Linked DNA regions of Homo sapiens: regions 2, 3, 4 and 5 are each linked to region 1. Evidence: chromatin contacts called from ENCODE Hi-C data. All regions are on one chromosome and are shown on one strand. The core of a region is the stretch at or near the end of the contact, and the rest is flanking DNA. Distances in the headings are between cores, read along the strand shown. Region 1 holds the start of MMD (monocyte to macrophage differentiation associated). Region 2 overlaps MSI2 (musashi RNA binding protein 2). Region 3 has its middle 54 kb from the start of C17orf67. Region 4 holds the start of NOG (noggin). Region 5 holds the start of COIL (coilin).

What was found. A loop is a pair of places that touch in the nucleus more often than their neighbours do. Pooled maps may share reads with other maps.
Region 2: a map with no recorded cell type shows a loop between it and region 1 (7-fold over the local background). The contact joins the enhancer-like site here to the promoter of MMD in region 1. A Hi-C loop is called at or near these places in 2 of 37 single-sample maps with no recorded cell type and 2 of 50 pooled maps.
Region 3: a loop to region 1 is called in a pooled map, with 5 times the contacts of the local background. The contact joins the enhancer-like site here to the promoter of MMD in region 1. A Hi-C loop is called at or near these places in 3 of 37 single-sample maps with no recorded cell type and 6 of 50 pooled maps.
Region 4: a map of naive thymus-derived CD4-positive, alpha-beta T cell shows a loop between it and region 1 (8-fold over the local background). The contact joins the promoter of NOG here to the promoter of MMD in region 1. A Hi-C loop is called at or near these places in 2 of 168 maps with a recorded cell type or tissue (CD8-positive, alpha-beta T cell and naive thymus-derived CD4-positive, alpha-beta T cell) and 4 of 50 pooled maps.
Region 5: a map of CD4-positive, alpha-beta T cell shows a loop between it and region 1 (6-fold over the local background). The contact joins the promoter of COIL here to the promoter of MMD in region 1. A Hi-C loop is called at or near these places in 2 of 168 maps with a recorded cell type or tissue (CD4-positive, alpha-beta T cell and CD8-positive, alpha-beta T cell) and 9 of 50 pooled maps.

What each region holds. Positions count from the first base shown.
Region 1 is chr17:55,420,488-55,423,562 of GRCh38, reverse strand. It overlaps MMD (monocyte to macrophage differentiation associated), which reads left to right and starts at 1,728. Exons shown (of 7, transcript NM_012329.3): 1 at 1,728-1,893. The coding sequence starts at 1,868. RefSeq lists a silencer at 1,328-1,787.
Region 2 is chr17:57,356,078-57,359,483 of GRCh38, reverse strand. All of the region lies in intron 5 of MSI2 (musashi RNA binding protein 2), which reads right to left. Among named protein-coding and RNA genes, the nearest start is that of MSI2, 100 kb to the right of the region's middle. Within about 2 kb of position 2,028, at least 23 of the 41 ENCODE cell types and tissues checked have a DNase peak (open chromatin) inside an H3K27ac peak, as active enhancers do.
Region 3 is chr17:56,778,268-56,781,404 of GRCh38, reverse strand. No RefSeq gene overlaps it. Among named protein-coding and RNA genes, the nearest start is that of C17orf67, 54 kb to the left of the region's middle. RefSeq lists a silencer at 865-1,104. Within about 2 kb of position 1,369, at least 2 of the 41 ENCODE cell types and tissues checked have a DNase peak (open chromatin) inside an H3K27ac peak, as active enhancers do.
Region 4 is chr17:56,591,903-56,595,026 of GRCh38, reverse strand. It overlaps NOG (noggin), which reads right to left and starts at 1,328. Exons shown (of 1, transcript NM_005450.6): 1 at 1-1,328. The coding sequence starts at 803. The coding sequence ends at 105. RefSeq lists a silencer at 2,266-2,475.
Region 5 is chr17:56,959,776-56,962,860 of GRCh38, reverse strand. It overlaps COIL (coilin), which reads left to right and starts at 1,811. Exons shown (of 7, transcript NM_004645.3): 1 at 1,811-2,086. The coding sequence starts at 1,842. LOC105371836 (a long non-coding RNA gene) reads right to left here and starts at 1,713. Exons shown (of 4, transcript XR_934875.4): 1 at 1,449-1,713. RefSeq lists enhancers at 1,730-1,779, 1,790-1,929, 1,679-1,973 and a silencer at 2,100-2,209.

The sequences.
Region 1 (3,075 bases), core at 479-2,978:
GCACTGATGTTTTAGCCCAGTGGCCCAACATAGCTGATAAGAAGCAGACTTTCATTCCAGGTTCATTTTCCCGATTTAGTGTTGAGGGTGCGGGTAGATGAAGTTTTGTTTTGTTTGTTTTGTTTTAGAGAAGTGTATTGCTTTAAAACAGGGAGAGATAGTCTGACGTACTGAAAGGAGGTGGGTCTTTAAAGTTAGCGAAAGGTAGGTAGGAGCCTTACTTTTGCCTTTGGCAAGTTTATTGACCACTATAAGCCTCAGCCTTATCTGTAAAATAAGTTGGATAATGCCCATCTGGAGGAGCTCTTGGGAAGATTGAAGCATGGAAAGCACCTCTCTGGAAGGTTCAAGGAAAGGGAACTAGAATTATGGGTGACAGAATTCCCTGGCTTTCCAATGCTTTACTGTAGGTCGAATGAGCACTCCTAGCAGGCTGGCCTCATGCCACTTCAGAGTCTCTAGCCTGCAGGCTGGGGGCTGGGTATGGACACGATACCTGGAAGGGAACACATATAACTTCCATCAGTGATCCTGGAAAGGCTCGACAAATCACCCATTCATTCATTCTGTGTGTATGTGTGTGTGTGTGAGAGAGAGAGAGAGAGACAGAGTCTCACTCTGTCACCCAGGCTGGAATGCAGTGGTGCAATCTCGGCTCACTGCAACCTCTATCTCCCAAGTTCAAGTGATTCTCCCATCTCAGCCCCCCGAGTAGCTGGGATTACAGGAGCCCGCCACCACTCCCGGCTAATTTTTGTATTTTTAGTAGAGACAAGGTTTCACCAAGTTGGCCAGGCTGGTCTCGAACTCCTGACCTCAGGTGATCCGCCCACCTTGGCTTCCCAAAGTGCTGGGATTACAGGCATGAACCACAGCACCTGGCCCATTCATTCATTTTTATTTGAACTTCTCTTCCAGGAAGCCCTCTGAGTTTAGGTTTAGCGACAGGACCCTGATTCAAGTCAACTCGTTTATTTGAAAGCTGCCTGGATAAAAATAAAATAAAATAAAAAATAAACTGGAGGATAACATAAAAGGATCCTTGCAGAGGATTCCTCCTTTTGTGGATCTCACTGAATCTCAGAGTTAGAAGACGCTCAGAGATCTCAACTCCCTCAAGGGTCAGACAAGGACAGGTTTTTCATTCTGCCCTGGATCCTCTCACAATAGCCTCGCGGGAGCTGGCCCTCAAAATGATGAAGGAATAAATGAAAGGAGGGATGGAGAAATTAATGATGAAGAAAAAATGAATGAGGTAGGGCTGCTTGTTTGCTGCTATTTTCTTCACAATGCTTTTAAGATTTCCTGGTCCATCTCCTCCTTCACCACTTCTCTCCCTCCCTCGATCTCTTCTCCAACTTGTCTCTTACAGAAGGGCGCCGCGTTCCCGCGCTCCTCCCCTTCCCCTCGCCCCGCCCCTCCCCAGCGAGGCCCCGCCTCGCTGCCCGAGCCCGGCGGGAATGAATGGCAGCGTAGCCGCCGCGCCGCTCGGGGTGCCGATTGGCTGACCGGCGCGCTGACGCGCCGGCGACCGCGGGTGCACGCAGGCGAACAGAGCCGGCGGGGGCGGAGCCGGGCTCCGGGGCGGGGCGCAGGAGCCCCGGGGCGGAGGAGCCGGGGAGGCGGGAGGCGGGAGGCGGGAGGTGTTGGGGCCGTTGAAGCGGCCTCCCTCCCGCCCCCAGCCGCCCGGTCTGGCCCCAGCCCTGTCCCGACCCCCGGCCTGGCCCACTCCGACCCTACCCGGCCGAAGGGTTCCGCTGGACACGCAGGCGGCCTCCGGAGCAGCCCAAGCCCATGAGGGCCGCGCGCCCGGCCGCCGGTGCTGACGAGACGGAGCTCCTGGCCCCCGAGGAGGAGCAGAGGATCAATGCGGTTCAAGAATCGATTCCAGCGGTGAGAGGGATGGCGTCCCGGTCCCGCTGCCCGTGTCAGAAGCGGGTTCCCAAATCCCGCCGTTAAGCGCACGGCTCCCGGCTCCTCACCTGGATTCATCCTGGGTGGATCCCGCACCTTGGCCAGGGATCAGTTCCCTGGGGATTCCCCACCCTGCTGTCCCTGGGCGATCCCCTTCCTCCAAGGATGGGAGCTCCTGCCTCACCCGGGTCTCCCCTCGCGATCTGCGGACCTCAGATGGATTCCCGGCCCCGGGACTCCAAGCCTGTCCTCCTTCCCGGGGATCCCTTTGCTCCTGGGGCTCACCCTCCCGACCCCCATACAGGCTGGGCTCTGGCTCTCTCTGGGAACCCGAACCCCAGCCCCGGGCACCGCCCCCGAGTCCTCCGACCTGGCTTTGGCCTCCATCCCTTTACCTCCAGGGTGGGGGTCTCCCGGGGCGCGCGGAACGGGGTGGCGCCCTGCGGAGAGATTTGTCGTAAAGCGGGGTGCTAGGCATTTTGGGTGCTTTGTGAACGGCCCTAGCAACAGGGAAACTGAGGCACGCTCCGCCAGCTTAGCCCTGCCTGGCCGTGTAGGGGCCTTGCTGGTTCTCCAGCTGAACGTCCCAGGGCGGTGCTATTTTTGGGCTCTGCGAAGGGGCATGTTAGCTTTCGGGTGGCGAGACCTGCTGTGGAGGCGCCGGTGTTAGGAAACGAGGAGGAGGAACCGTGGAGGCGCCACCGGAAGGCTGGCCGACTGCTCATTCACTGTAGAGCTGGTGGAAATGCCGGGCTGGGGGGCGCCGTGGCCTTACTCCCCTCTGGGGCTCCACCGTCTAACAATGGATGGAGGTTAGCCCATGACTCTGAGAGGAACTCCGGGCTTTTCTTTTCTGTTTAAGTGGGTGAAAGTTCACCTCTCCAGGGCATATGGTAACTGCATCCCTTTGTGTGAATTCCCGGACCTTCACCACCAGCATGTTTGCTGGGGGTGCAGTGACAGGGGAAATTTTAAGAAATGCATGAAATCTTCCAAGAAGGTTGTTGAGTTTTTAGACACTACCTTTTATTTCAGAATTTTAAAGTACACATTTTTTTTTTCTTTCCAATCTCCATGCCCTCACTGCCCTCTCACCCATCTCATTCCTCCCCCAGTCCCAAAGGGTAAAGGAGGCAACAAATGCACAGAAGAGTTGCCATG
Region 2 (3,406 bases), core at 779-3,278, 1.9 Mb before region 1:
TGAAGAAACTAAGACTCAGACAGGTAAGTCCGCCCCCCAGAATTACAGAATTACAGAAGTTGGTAACTGGACTTGGAGCCTTTGTCTTTCTGACTTTAAGACCCATGCTCTTAACTATCAATCACCCTATTCTATCTCCCTTGTAGCTGAATTCAATAATATTAAAGCTGAATTCAATAAAATTAAATTTTAAAAATAAATAAAGATTAAAATGCCCATATTGAGTTGGAACAAAGATATGCCACCATGAGACCCAGACAGCTTGATGGGCTGGCTCTCAGCAGAGATGTGCCCCACTCCCCAAACCCAAGCAGTGGGACCTAGGGGATTTGGGGAATCGGAGAGAGTGCATAAGATGCAGGGTCATTCCTCCGGGAGTGGCGGGAGAAAGGAAGGGGCCCCTGCCACTGGGATGGCAGGACCACCTGTTCACCTGCTCTGCTGAACAGTTCCCATTCTCCCACCCAAGTTCTGGCCAGCAATGGCATCAAGAGACTTTTGTGGGTGAACAGAGTTGCCCTCTATAAAACCAATCGCAAAGTATAAGGAACAGCCCTCTATAAAACCAATCTCAAAGTATGAGGAACACTCCTCAAAAGATGATACGTTGCTAGGGCTGGGCCCTAGCAACATATCATCTTCGATTTCACCTACAATCTTCTTGACCATATTTACATTTTAACATGTACAACACTTTAGGTACAGACACTTCTATAAAACTGTTAGAAGTGCAATGAAAATCAGCACTTCTTTTATTTGTCCTAAAATTATTTTCCTCAAACCTTGTACTTATGGTTTTCATGGAATTTGTGTGACCTTCCCTCTTTTAACCTCACTGGGCCATTTCATTTGCACAATGAAAGCTTTGATCTAACAAACCTCCAAGGCCCCCTCCAAACGCTAATGACTAGGATCTCACATCCCATATTCACCTTTCTAATACATCACTTTCATACTCAACCTTCTCCAATCTCACTTTTCCAAAAGATCCTTGTACTAGTGATGACTTTCTAGGATGACCATTAGTCCATAAGATGCCTTTGCATGAATCAGAAAAAGATGCTTCCTTCCTTCAAATGGACGCAGCCTGGCCTCAGAGCCTTGAGTCATTCAAGGTGTTACCTGGCAAGCCCTTAACCTTAAATATCATTGCAATCTTCAGAAGAGCCAGCTTCAGCCCATGAATGCAACCACCCAGGAGAAAAAATGCCTGAAGGAGTCATTCTGGTTTTACAGGTACAAATGCTGTCCATAAACACACACACACACACACACACACCCCCCCACACACACAGAAAAACCCACGAAGATCTTTCTCTTCTTCCCTCTGCCCTCAACTTTTCACTGATGCTTTTCTTTAAGGGCAAATAGTTGCCAAGGTCTATAACTGCAAGCTTTGCAACTCCCCGTGGGAGCCAAGCCTGCCAAGTGTGGTGCCTCAAATAGCAGCCCCCAAAGCTGTGGGGTTCACTGAGTATCATTCAAGACAGAAGCAGGAAAGCATGTGTGTGACCACAAGACCTCAGAAAGGAGATGGGGCTGTACAGAGATCCTGGCTGGATGATCAAGTCACTAAGGTCAAAGGTAAGGGCAAAGACTCAGTCAAGAGAAACAACAGAGCACCTTCAGCTCATCAAAAAAAAAGATTAATGTATTAATCGGAACACTAAGCATTTCTCCCTTGAGTATTTTCTCTTCCTATTTACTGATCAAATCTTTGTGAATGAAAGCACAATCCTCTTACTGGATCAAGAACGACACATACACAAAAGCCCCTCAACTGAAAAATCAAGTCGGGCAGGTCATGATTTCACCTTTATGTGAACAGGATGCAACCACAAAGGCCTGGATAGGGAGCTGGTGGCGCAGCTCCCACCAGCGTCATCGTTAATAAGTAAGCAGCAGCGGCCTATGCAAAGCTCTCCTCGCCCTGGCAAGCACACTGACCAGGTCTGAGCAGGCACGACCCAGCGGTGCCAAGAAAGCACAAGGTCTGGGGCAGAGCAGGAGGGAGGGGAGGTGTCTGTGTGCTGCCGAATGAAGCTCAAGTGGCTGGATCCAGCTCCGAAGGCCAGAAGCTCTAAGCAGCCCCTTCTACACCACACCACCCACTTCCTAATGTTGTTTTTCCCACCGGCGGTGGACTCTGACTCTGGGTGGCCTTGGGGGTCCTGGAGCTTAAGACCATGCAGAAGCTGTCACTCGGGAGACCAGAAGTTCAGAAGTAGGAGCTGCAGCCGCCTGGGTCTGTGGTTCTTGGCTGCCCCGAGAGGCAGTTCCTCTGCTTGGGGAGAAAGCAGGGTCTTTGTGGCAGTGAACAAGGCTGTCCTCAAGGAGAAACGGGGCCAGAGCTGCTTTGTTTTCTCAGGAAGGCCTGAATCATTAAGGAGAGAGCAAGCTCTCGAGCACACAAGATGAGAACAAATCAGCCCCGAGAAGCGGGGAAGGGTCTACTGAATGGGCCCTGGGCAGCTGGCCTGGGAGGTGCAATGTTGGAGCGTCTCAACCGGTCCAAAATAACCACACCAATTTGCACACGAATAAGCAAACACAAAACCCCAAAGCGAGGACATTCAAAACCGAAAGCAGCTGCTAATCACCTGTTTAATTTTTTTTTTCTTAAATTAGCTGCAACGAAGAATTTTCAAACTCTCAAATACAATACACGGCTTAACATTTTCATACACCTGTAAAACCAGTAAGTTAAATCCCATTACAAAAGACTCCAACTTATAAAGGAGCAGTTCAAATACAGTTCTTATCAAATATAAACAATGGAAAATGATTTAGGCATAAAACATCAGTCACTGGAAATTAACATTTGAAAAAAATTTTTTTACATAAAAACCATCTGTGTATTGAGATGGTGCACTCTGCTAAACCACAGGCCTAATTAGGAAACTAGGAACCAAGGCATTACAGAGCAATGCATTAAGTTTTGTGTGTTTTCGTCTTTGGGGGAGGGGGGATCTTGCTGAAATCTTATCAATACTGTGTTGTTCTTTCTTCTCTGTACATCTAAAATGATGTCTATGTCGGATTGCTAAGAGTGCTTTTGGCTGACAGACAAAACACAACTTGTCTTAGTCTGGGGTGGTTCTCCCTGCTGACGTCCCCACCCAAGGATAATCTGCTTAAGAGTCCAACCAGGGCATCAAAGTTATCAAGAAGATAAAAATGAAGAAACATGCCCGCCAAAAAAGAAGTTATGCAAAGAGGGGAGATCTGGTATGTGTGGGTAGTAAGGTCCAGAATTAAACCTTTCTTTCCCCGTCACTCTCTTTCCTAAGCAAAAGATTAAAAAAGACTGGCCAGGCACGGTGGCTCAAGCCTGTAATCCCAGCACTTTGGGAGGCTGAGGCGGGCAGATCACCTGAGGTCAGGAGTTCGGGACCAGCCTGGCCAA
Region 3 (3,137 bases), core at 120-2,619, 1.4 Mb before region 1:
GCGCGAATGAGGCTCTGAAGGTGATGACACGGTCTATGTCTTCAAGGAGTTCATCAGACACCTCTTCCACAAGTTGCCTTCCTTTTGCGACAGCCAGAATTACTGCCGCCTGTCCTGCATTGCTGTAGCACTTCATCCTTAGGGAACAAAGGAGGTACACGCAGAACAGCTTGGGTTTTTGAGCCCGTGATGTGCAGACTAGAATCCTGGTCTCCTTTTAACTAGTATCCATGGGGTACACACACACACATACACACACAGCCCAGTGCAGTGGCTGAGAGCACTCTGAAGCCAGGCTGCCTAGATTAAACACTAGACTCACGCTCACTAGTTACTTAACCTCTCTGTGTGCCTCGGTTTTCTCATCTGGGAAATGGAGGCAATAGTAGTACTTACAGGGTTGTGATGAGGATTCCACACAGGTAATTTTAATATAGGTAAAGCACTAGAAGAAAGCCTGGCAGACAAGAGCTATGTAAACATTTGTTTATTAAAATCAACACAAATGAATAAAAACATCAGCTTTGTGACCTGGACAAGCCATGTGACAGCTGGGGCCTCAGTTTCCAAATCTGGGGCTATCATCAGGCTCCAAGGGATAACCGTGTGCACAGTGTCTGGTACTGGGAGTCTCCACAAACGCCACCCCCTTCCTTCCTCTCAGCCCTGTGTCACACTGGGACCCTGTCTGTCTTTCCCGTCACTCCTCAAGAGCAGAGGCACATGCCTGAGCAACAGCACAGAGGCACACTGCTTAAGGTTCTCAGGCATCTGTGTTCTCTGGAATTGGACAAGGAGAGCAGAAATTGCTTCTCTGGTTTGGAAGAGCAAATGGACATGGGGTGTATGTGCGCGCGTGCTTGCGTTGGGGCGGGCGGTGGAGACACAGCACCGGCCACACCCCCGCCAGTCCACACAGAGCTGCTCTGTGCAAAGAGCGACTTGACTGCGACTCTGGCCGCCCGGAGCGAGGGCGGGCGCGGGGGCTGCGAGGGCCCGGTCGGCCACTAGGGGTCAGTGTGTCTCCGCCGCAGGCGCCCGCGCGCCGCTTACCTGATTGGGGCAGGCGCCCGCTGACAGCTCTTGACAGTTTGCAACATTTCCTGCCTAACATTAAAAAAAAAAATTAATTAATGTATCTTTCTCCGTAGTAAAGAAGGGAGCCCAGACAACCGAAATAACAAGCCGGCTCTCTTTGCAGGAAAATGCAGAAGGCGGTTAAACCGTCCCGTCCTTCGCATTCCTGGGCTGGAGGAATAAGGATCCAATTGTGGTTTCTGCGCTGGTTATCTTGGTGCCGCCGAGGGGGCCACCGGGGAAAATCTGCTGAATTCTTCCTTTTCTATTTTCTGCCTCGGCGAGGAGGAGGGCGTTAATGCCGGTTGGCAGTTACATGAAACTGAGATGGATGGTAATGGGGTGTGTTAGCAAACAAGGGCAGGAAATAAAGTGTCATATTTTCTGGAGGGTGAACCGCTCCCCGGAGACAGAGCTGCACCAGGCGTCTGCAGAGGAGACACTTTGAAGGAAAAAAAAAAAAACCCTGTATAATCTCTCTCTCTCTTCACTTTCCTGTGCCTCCTTGGTGAGACATAAATTCAGTTTTATCCTCAGTCTAGCTAACAGGCAAATAACAGGGCACAAAAAAAGAAAAGAAAAACCCACTTGGATTTCTACTTCAATGTTCAGTACTTATTCTCTTGTCTCAAGCTGAGTCTGGAGGTAAAGAGAACTTCAGGACTTGGAGGCAGACTTCACAACATCAGAGCTACCTGCCTGGAATCTCGAACTGAGTGTCCCTGGAATCAACTGTGTGTGGTCATCAAGGCCCATCCCCAATCCTACCCACTTGGCAGATAGGAAGCCCTGAAGCTGCCTGCTTGCCGTTGCTTTGTACATGTGGGAAACACCCTCACCCCATTCCTGCATTCCCGTCACCCTCCTCCAAGGCACCCTCTCCGATTCTTTTTGCAAGGACTCAAGACTCCTACTGTCCTGGCAGCCTGCCTCCCCCACTGTCCCTTTCTCTGGAGGATGAGCTTTTTGAAAGCCTGGCTACTGTCTCATTCTTCTTTGTAGCCCTAGCACCTGGCACAGTTCCTAGTGCATTGTTAGGAGGTGCTTAATATATGTTTGTGAGTGAATATATGATATCCCGAACTCCTCTGCTAGAAATAAGGGCCGGTGCATACTGAACATATCATATCCCTGTCCTAAATGCTTTGCATGCTTTCTCTCATTTAATCCTTACATCAGCCCTGTGAGATAGGAACTAGAAATGACGTCATCATCGTCATCATCATCATCATCATCATCCCATTTTACAGATTGGAAAGTTTATCCTTAGCGGGGGCAACCGACTTGCCCACAGTTACAGAACCTGGCAACGGCAGAGCAGGAAGACAGACCCATCAGTCGATGCTTCAGACCTCTCTCTCCTTGGGCAGCGTCTAAATCCCTTGCATGGCATTTCACACTTACTAATTTATGTTACTGTAAATACATTGTGCTCTTGTTTGATCTCCTTGCAAAAATGTAAACTCCTTGAGGTCAGCACTGTGGCTATGGTTTCTCTGTGGCCCTCAAGAGAGAAAAGACCAAATTAGGGCAGTAGTCTGAGTCCTCTGGAAGTGGGCCTTTGGGTTTGTCTTTGCTTTGGACTGGATGGATCTCCATGGGGCCCGACTACTTCTGAACTGTGGAGTTTGAGTTCCTGGGTGAAAATTCCAACTCTACTGCTTGCTAAACTGGACTGTCACTTAAGCCTCTCTGGGTCTTGGTTTCCTCATTTGCAAAATGGGGGTAATAGTAGCCCCTACCTCTCAGAGGTATCATGAGGATGAAATGAATTAGTGTATTTGTTTTGAATGGTGCTTGGCACAAATCTCCACTAAGTGTTAGTGGTTCTTATTTTGAGACACTGGACACAGAATTTGCATTCTTTGCTGCCACTTGTGACCTGGATGTTTGTCCTTATTCAGTTCATCAAATGACTGTGGGCCTCATAACTCCCTCTTTCTCTTTTAAAAAGTCATTCTTCCATGAAAAACGAACAGTACACCAAACCAACAACCTTGCACGTTTGAGAAGACAAAGGAAGACAAACATTTGGCATCCCACCTTAGGCATTCACTTCT
Region 4 (3,124 bases), core at 79-2,578, 1.2 Mb before region 1:
TTGAAAACCCTCGCTAGAGGGTGGTGGAACTGGTTGGAGGCGGTGCAGGGGGCGTCGGTGGGGATCGATCAAGTGTCCGGGTGCGGGCAGGGGGCCCCCGAGTTCTAGCACGAGCACTTGCACTCGGAAATGATGGGGTACTGGATGGGAATCCAGCCGCAGCGCTGGCCCCCGCGCCGCTGACAGCGCCACCGCAGCACCGTGAGGTGCACGGACTTGGACGGCTTGCACACCATGCCCTCGGGCACGGAGCACGAGCGCTTACTGAAGCAGCTGCCCACCTTCACGTAGCGCGGCCAAAAGCGGCTGCCCAGGTCGTTCCACGCGTACAGCACGGGGCAGAATGTCTGCGACCACAGCCACATCTGTAACTTCCTCCGCAGCTTCTTGCTTAGGCGCTGCTTCTTGCCCTGGGCCAAGCCCTCGGAGAACTCTAGCCCTTTGATCTCGCTCGGCATGGCCCCCGACGGCCGCTGCCGCAGCAGCTGGTCCAGCTCCGCCAGGTCCTCCGCGCCCCCAGCTGCACCCCCGCCCCCGCCGGGCCGGTCCTCGGGGGGCGAGGTGGCCATGAAGCCTGGGTCGTAGTGGCCCCCGAGCAGCGAGCGCAGCAGCGTCTCGTTCAGATCCTTTTCCTTGGGGTCAAAGATAGGGTCTGGGTGTTCGATGAGGTCCACCAGGGGCAGGTTGTCGCTGGGTGCCGGGCGGATGTGGAGATAGTGCTGGCCGCCGGCCGGTGTCGCCCGCAGCCCCAGGACCACCACCAGGGCGTAGAGGGTGACCCCTAGGCTGGGGCAGCGCTCCATGCCTCTGGCGCGCGCCCGGGGCTGCTGCTTCGTCCCGCGTCCCCGGAGGAGAGCACGCCGAGCCCGCGGCGCCGCCGCGCTCCCCCGTCTCTCCGGAGGCGGCTCACCCGAGGCTGGGCAGGCGCAGGGCCGGCAGCATGAGCCGCCGGGAGAGCCCTTCGCGCAGCGCCGGCTCCCACCGGGGCGGAAGAAAGGCACACAAGTTGGCCGCAACTCCTCTCCCGGGTCTACTGGGGAAGGCGGCCGCGGCTGGGCATCCGAAATTACTCCAGGGCGACCGCGGGGCGCGGGAGGCGCCGGCTCCTCGCTGCCTTCCCGGGCCGGCGGCGGCGCAGGGCGCGTGGACGAGCCGCTCTCCCCTCCTCCTCTCGCTGCTCTTCGTCCGGCCGCTCTGTGCAAGCGCCGCTGGCTGAGCTGGTTCTAGGGGCACTTCCCTCCGCCTGCTCCGGGCTCCGCGGCCGGCTCTGCCCGGCGGACTCCAGCGGCGGCGGCGGCGGCGGCGTCCGCGCACGTTGGCACCGGTTTGTCTGTCTCGCAGGGTCCAAGCCTTTAAATTTCCTGCACTTTCAGCTCCATCACCATGGAAACCACTGACTCTCTCGGCGTTGCCCCCTCCCCCTTCTTCCCCCCAAACAACAACCCCACCCCCCACTTCTCCACCCCCGAGGAGCTGGAGCTGCACAGGCTCCGGGGGAAGCCGCCTGTACTCGCCGCGGAGGCGGCGGCGGCGGCTTCGGCAGCGCCCAGGGCTGTGCCCCGCCGGACCCAGATGCCCCGGGAAGCCGACAGTCCGGCTGCCCGCCGGAGCTCACAGGCGGCGGCGGCGGCGGCGGCAGCGGCGGTGGCGGCGGCGGTGGCGCTTGGCAGGTCTCCGCGCAATTTTCTCTCTCCCCCACCACCCACCCCCCTTCTCCTCCTCCTGCAAAATGCACCGCCCCCCTCCTTTCTCCTGGAGCAATGCAACTGGGGCTCTAGGCGCCCCGCCAGGGCCAGTCCTGGGGAAAGCTCGCGGCGGCGCTGGAGCCGGGCTGGAGGGTGCAGAGCCGGTGTTTGGGGAGGGGGGGCGGTGCTTGAGGTGGGGCTGGAGGGTTTCTCACTAGCTGGGTGCTTTGCACTGGGAGGGGAGCAGCGGGGAAGTGCTGGGGGCTCGTTTCTCGGTGCATGCAGTTCGGAGCAAGAAATTTCTCCATGTGCATGGAGCGTTTTCCCCGAGCGCGTCTTCTTCTCTCCCGGGCTCTTGCTCTAAGTCCCCTCCCCCCAACACACATATATACACACACACACACACACACACACACAGCCCCTACCCCACCCCCCTTTGCACCAGGGAGTCCGAGAGCCGCAGCGTTGCGCAGCGTGATGTAATTCTTAGGAAGCACTCCTGTCTGTCTGCCCCTCGGGCCCACGAGGGGGTTCCGCTCCTCACCATCCTCCTCCTCCTTGGCCGGGTCCTGCACCCTGAGTGGCCTAGCCTCAGGGGCGCGACTGGCTCGCCTGCGGCTCCCCTAGCCCGCCCGGCTCCGCGCGGCCGCCGCTCGGCTCCCTGGGGGCGGCGCGCCCTCTGCTGGCCCGCTATGAGCCCTGCACCTGGCGCTGGCGGGGGCGGCCGTGCGAGGTGGGTCGGCCGCTGCCCGCTCTGCCCAGTTCAGCTTCTGCTTCTGTGTCCCTGTCACTTTGTGTGTGTCTGCGTCTGCTGACTGGTCCGTTTTGGTTCTGGCTATTTTCCCGAAGGTCTCCAGGCCCCCAGTGTAAACAAACTTCCTGAGATTCCTTCTCGGTCCCCTCAAATTTCACAAGAATGCGTGCAGCACCTTCTGCCTCAGGTAAATCGGTCTCTGGTCTCAGTGGGTGCGAGTGGGGACCAGAAACTTGAAAGGTGAGCTGACAGCAGAGGCACCTGAGTCTTGCCCGGGGTCCACCCTGATATAACTCGGACAAGTCATTTTTCTCACTTTTCGCATTAGTGACGTAACTATTAATAGATTTCTCTTCCAGCCCTACCTTTCTGTGATTTTAAATAAACCTCCACGATGCTTTCTCTTGTTCAGAAGCAGTTTCTCTTTGATGGGAGATGGGTACTGAAGGGACACCTCCGGTTAATTTCCCCTTGGACGAGGAACTCAATCTCAGCTTTAAAATGCAAACTCAGTTTTCTTTGTGGTGAATGTGATTGGAATCTGGAAAAAGCTGGAGAAGAGAGACTTGGAGTGGATGACTCAAGTATTTGCCAGTCTTCCATGGAGTGGGAGTTAAGAGGTCCCATTGTGACAACCTAAATCGCTTAACTTTCTTTCCCCAAAGATCTGGTTTTTCCTTTCAAC
Region 5 (3,085 bases), core at 562-3,061, 1.5 Mb before region 1:
GCTTCAGAGGTGAAGGCTGCAGTAAGCCTTGTGATCACGCCACTGCACTTCAGCACTGGAGACATAATGAGACCCAGCCTCAAAACAAACAAACAAATAAATAAAACCACAACATACCACAACACATCTACCAGAATGACTAAAAAATAGTGACAATGCCAAATGGTAGTCAGGATGTGGAGAAACTGGGATTACAGGGGTGAGCCACTGCGCCCAGCCGGAAATGCCCAAAAGTTATCCTGTATGGTGTAAAAGGGGAGTAACCCTCAGTTCTGAGGGAAATCCCTGCCCCTTTCCTAGGGATACAGAAAACTCATGAATAATCCATCCTTTGTTTAGCATACAGTCAAGAAGTAACTATAAGTATACTTGACTGAGTATACTTATAGTATGGGCTCGCTGCTCTGTCTATGGAGTAGTCATTCTTTTATTCCTTTAATTCTCTAATAAACTTGATTTTAGTCGGAGGTGGTGGCTCATGCCTGTAATCCCACCACTTTGGGAGGCCAAGGCAGGCAGATTGCTGGAATTCAGGAATTCGAGACCAGCCTGGCCACCATGGAAAAACCCTATCTCTACAAAAAATACAAAAATTAGCTGGGCTTGGTGGCTCACACCTGTGGTTCCAGCTACTAGGAAGGCTGAGGTGGGAAGTCACTTGAACCCGGGAGGCAGAGTGCACCACGGCACTCCAGCCTAGGTGACAGAGCAAGACTCTAAAAAAAGAAAATCCAAAAACCCTTACTTTCAGTTAAAAAATTTTGTTTTCAATTCATCTACTGACTCCCTGGTATCTACAACTTAACTAGTCTAGTGAACTTGGGGAAGTTACTCCTTTTTTTTTTTTTAAGACAGAATCTTGCTCTATTGCCCAGGCTGGAGTGCAGTGGCACGATCCTGACTCACTGCAACCTCCACCTCTTGGGTTCAAGCGATTCTACTGCTTCAGTCTCCCGAGTAGCTGGAATTATAGGCACATGCCACCACACCCGGCTAATCTTTATATTTTTAGTAGAGTTGGGGTTTCACCATTTTGGCCAGGGTGGTCTCAGACTCCTGGTCTCAAGTGATCCGCCCACCTTGGCCTCTCAAAGTGCTGGGATTACAGGCGTCAGCCACTGCTCCTGGCCTCTAGTTACTTCTTAAACTCTCTGAACCTTGTTTTTTTTAAATCCTCTAAATAAGGATAACAGTTCATAATTCCTAACTTTTGTTATGAAAATTAAAGGAGTTAATATATATTATGTGGAGAAATGTAAATTCTAGTTCAAAAAATAGAAGAAATAATGTAAATACTGATTTATTTATCTGGTGAGAAATGCAAGGACATTTTTGTTTGGTGGTGGGTATTAAAAGGCTAAGGTATTTATATTCCACTGGATACATTTGGAAGAATGATTAACAGTGTTATTTCAAAATTTCAACATTGAGAACACACTAGGACTTACATCTTTTTCAACTCATCATGATGAAAAATTTTGTCAGCGAAATGTGTTAGGATTGTTTTATAAAAATCTTTCACGTCGATGAGCAAATATCTTAGAAGACTACTGCTGAGGAGAAATGTTATTTATCCAGAGAGTTGCCTTAATTAGGAGACCCTACATAGCGCCCAGTAGAAATGTAATAAAGGCATTTCACTTATTCCCTTCCTCAGCCCTGCCGTGAACAAAATTGAATGAAATCAACCACGCTCCGAGTTCTCGCCTAGACGCAGCCTGTAGTAGCCAGGTTTCACCACTAGGTGGCACACGCCAAAGGCTCCGGCGGGGGCGAGCCGCCCGAGCACGCCTCTCGGTGGCCCCGTGGTATCTCTCGGCTTCCGTTGAGCACCAAGCAAGATGGCAGCTTCCGAGACGGTTAGGCTACGGCTTCAATTTGATTACCCGCCGCCAGCTACCCCGCACTGTACGGCCTTCTGGCTTCTGGTCGACTTGAACAGATGCCGAGTCGTCACAGATCTCATTAGTCTCATCCGCCAGCGCTTCGGCTTCAGTTCTGGGGCCTTCCTAGGCCTCTACCTGGAGGGGGGGCTCTTGCCCCCCGCCGAGAGCGCGCGCCTTGTGAGAGACAACGACTGCCTCAGGTGCGCGGCGCAGGGAGCGGGACGGCCGGGTGGGCGGCGGGCGGGGGACGCGCCTGCGCACGCCCGGGCCTGAAGCCGCTAGACCTGGTAGTGGAGGGGATGGGGGATGGGGAAGGGGACGAGGGTTGGAGGGGGGTGGGGCTGTAAAAATGCACGTTCGCGAACCCCGGAGATCCTGATTGGTGTAGTCAACTTTGGGGCTCAGGAATCTGCATTTTATTATTATTTTTTATTATTATTTTTTTTTTTTTGAGACGGAGTCCTGCTTTGTCACCCAGGCTGGAGTACAGTGGCGCGATCTCGGTTCACTGCAACCTCCACCTCCCGGGTTCAAGCAATTTTCCTGCCTCAGCCTCCCGAGTAGCTGGGACTACAGGCGTCCGCCACCACGCCCGGCTAATTTTTGTATTTTTAGTAGAGATGGGGTTTCACCATATTGGTCAAGGTGGTCTCGAACTCCTGACCTCAGTTGATCCGCTTGCATCGGCCTCTCAAAGTGCTGGGATTGCAGGCGTGCACCACCGCATCCTGCCCCTATTATTTTTATTTTTGAGACTGAGTCTCATTCTGTCACCCAGGCTGGAGTGCAGTGGCGCGATCTCAGCTCACTGCAGCCTCCACCTCCCGGGTTCAATCGATCCTCCCACCTCAGCCTCCCGAGTAGCTGGGCTTACAGGCGGGCGCCACCATGCCCGGCTAATTTTTTGTTTGTTTGTTTGTATTTTTAGTAGAGACGGGGTTTCACCGTGTTGGCCAGGCTGGTCTTGAACTCCTGACGTTAAGTGATCCTCCCGGCTTCCCAAAGTGCTGGGATTACAGGCGTGAGCCTCCGCGCCTGGCTGGAATCTGCAGTGTAACGAGCATCCTTCCCGGGATGCTTCTGATGACAGGAGAATCAAACTTGGAAAATCCCTGATGCCTAAGGGCAGGGCCAGGCTTTCTTTCAGCCTTGATTTAGCACATCCGCGCTTAGCTAGGCACTGTGCGACTCTGTTGCGT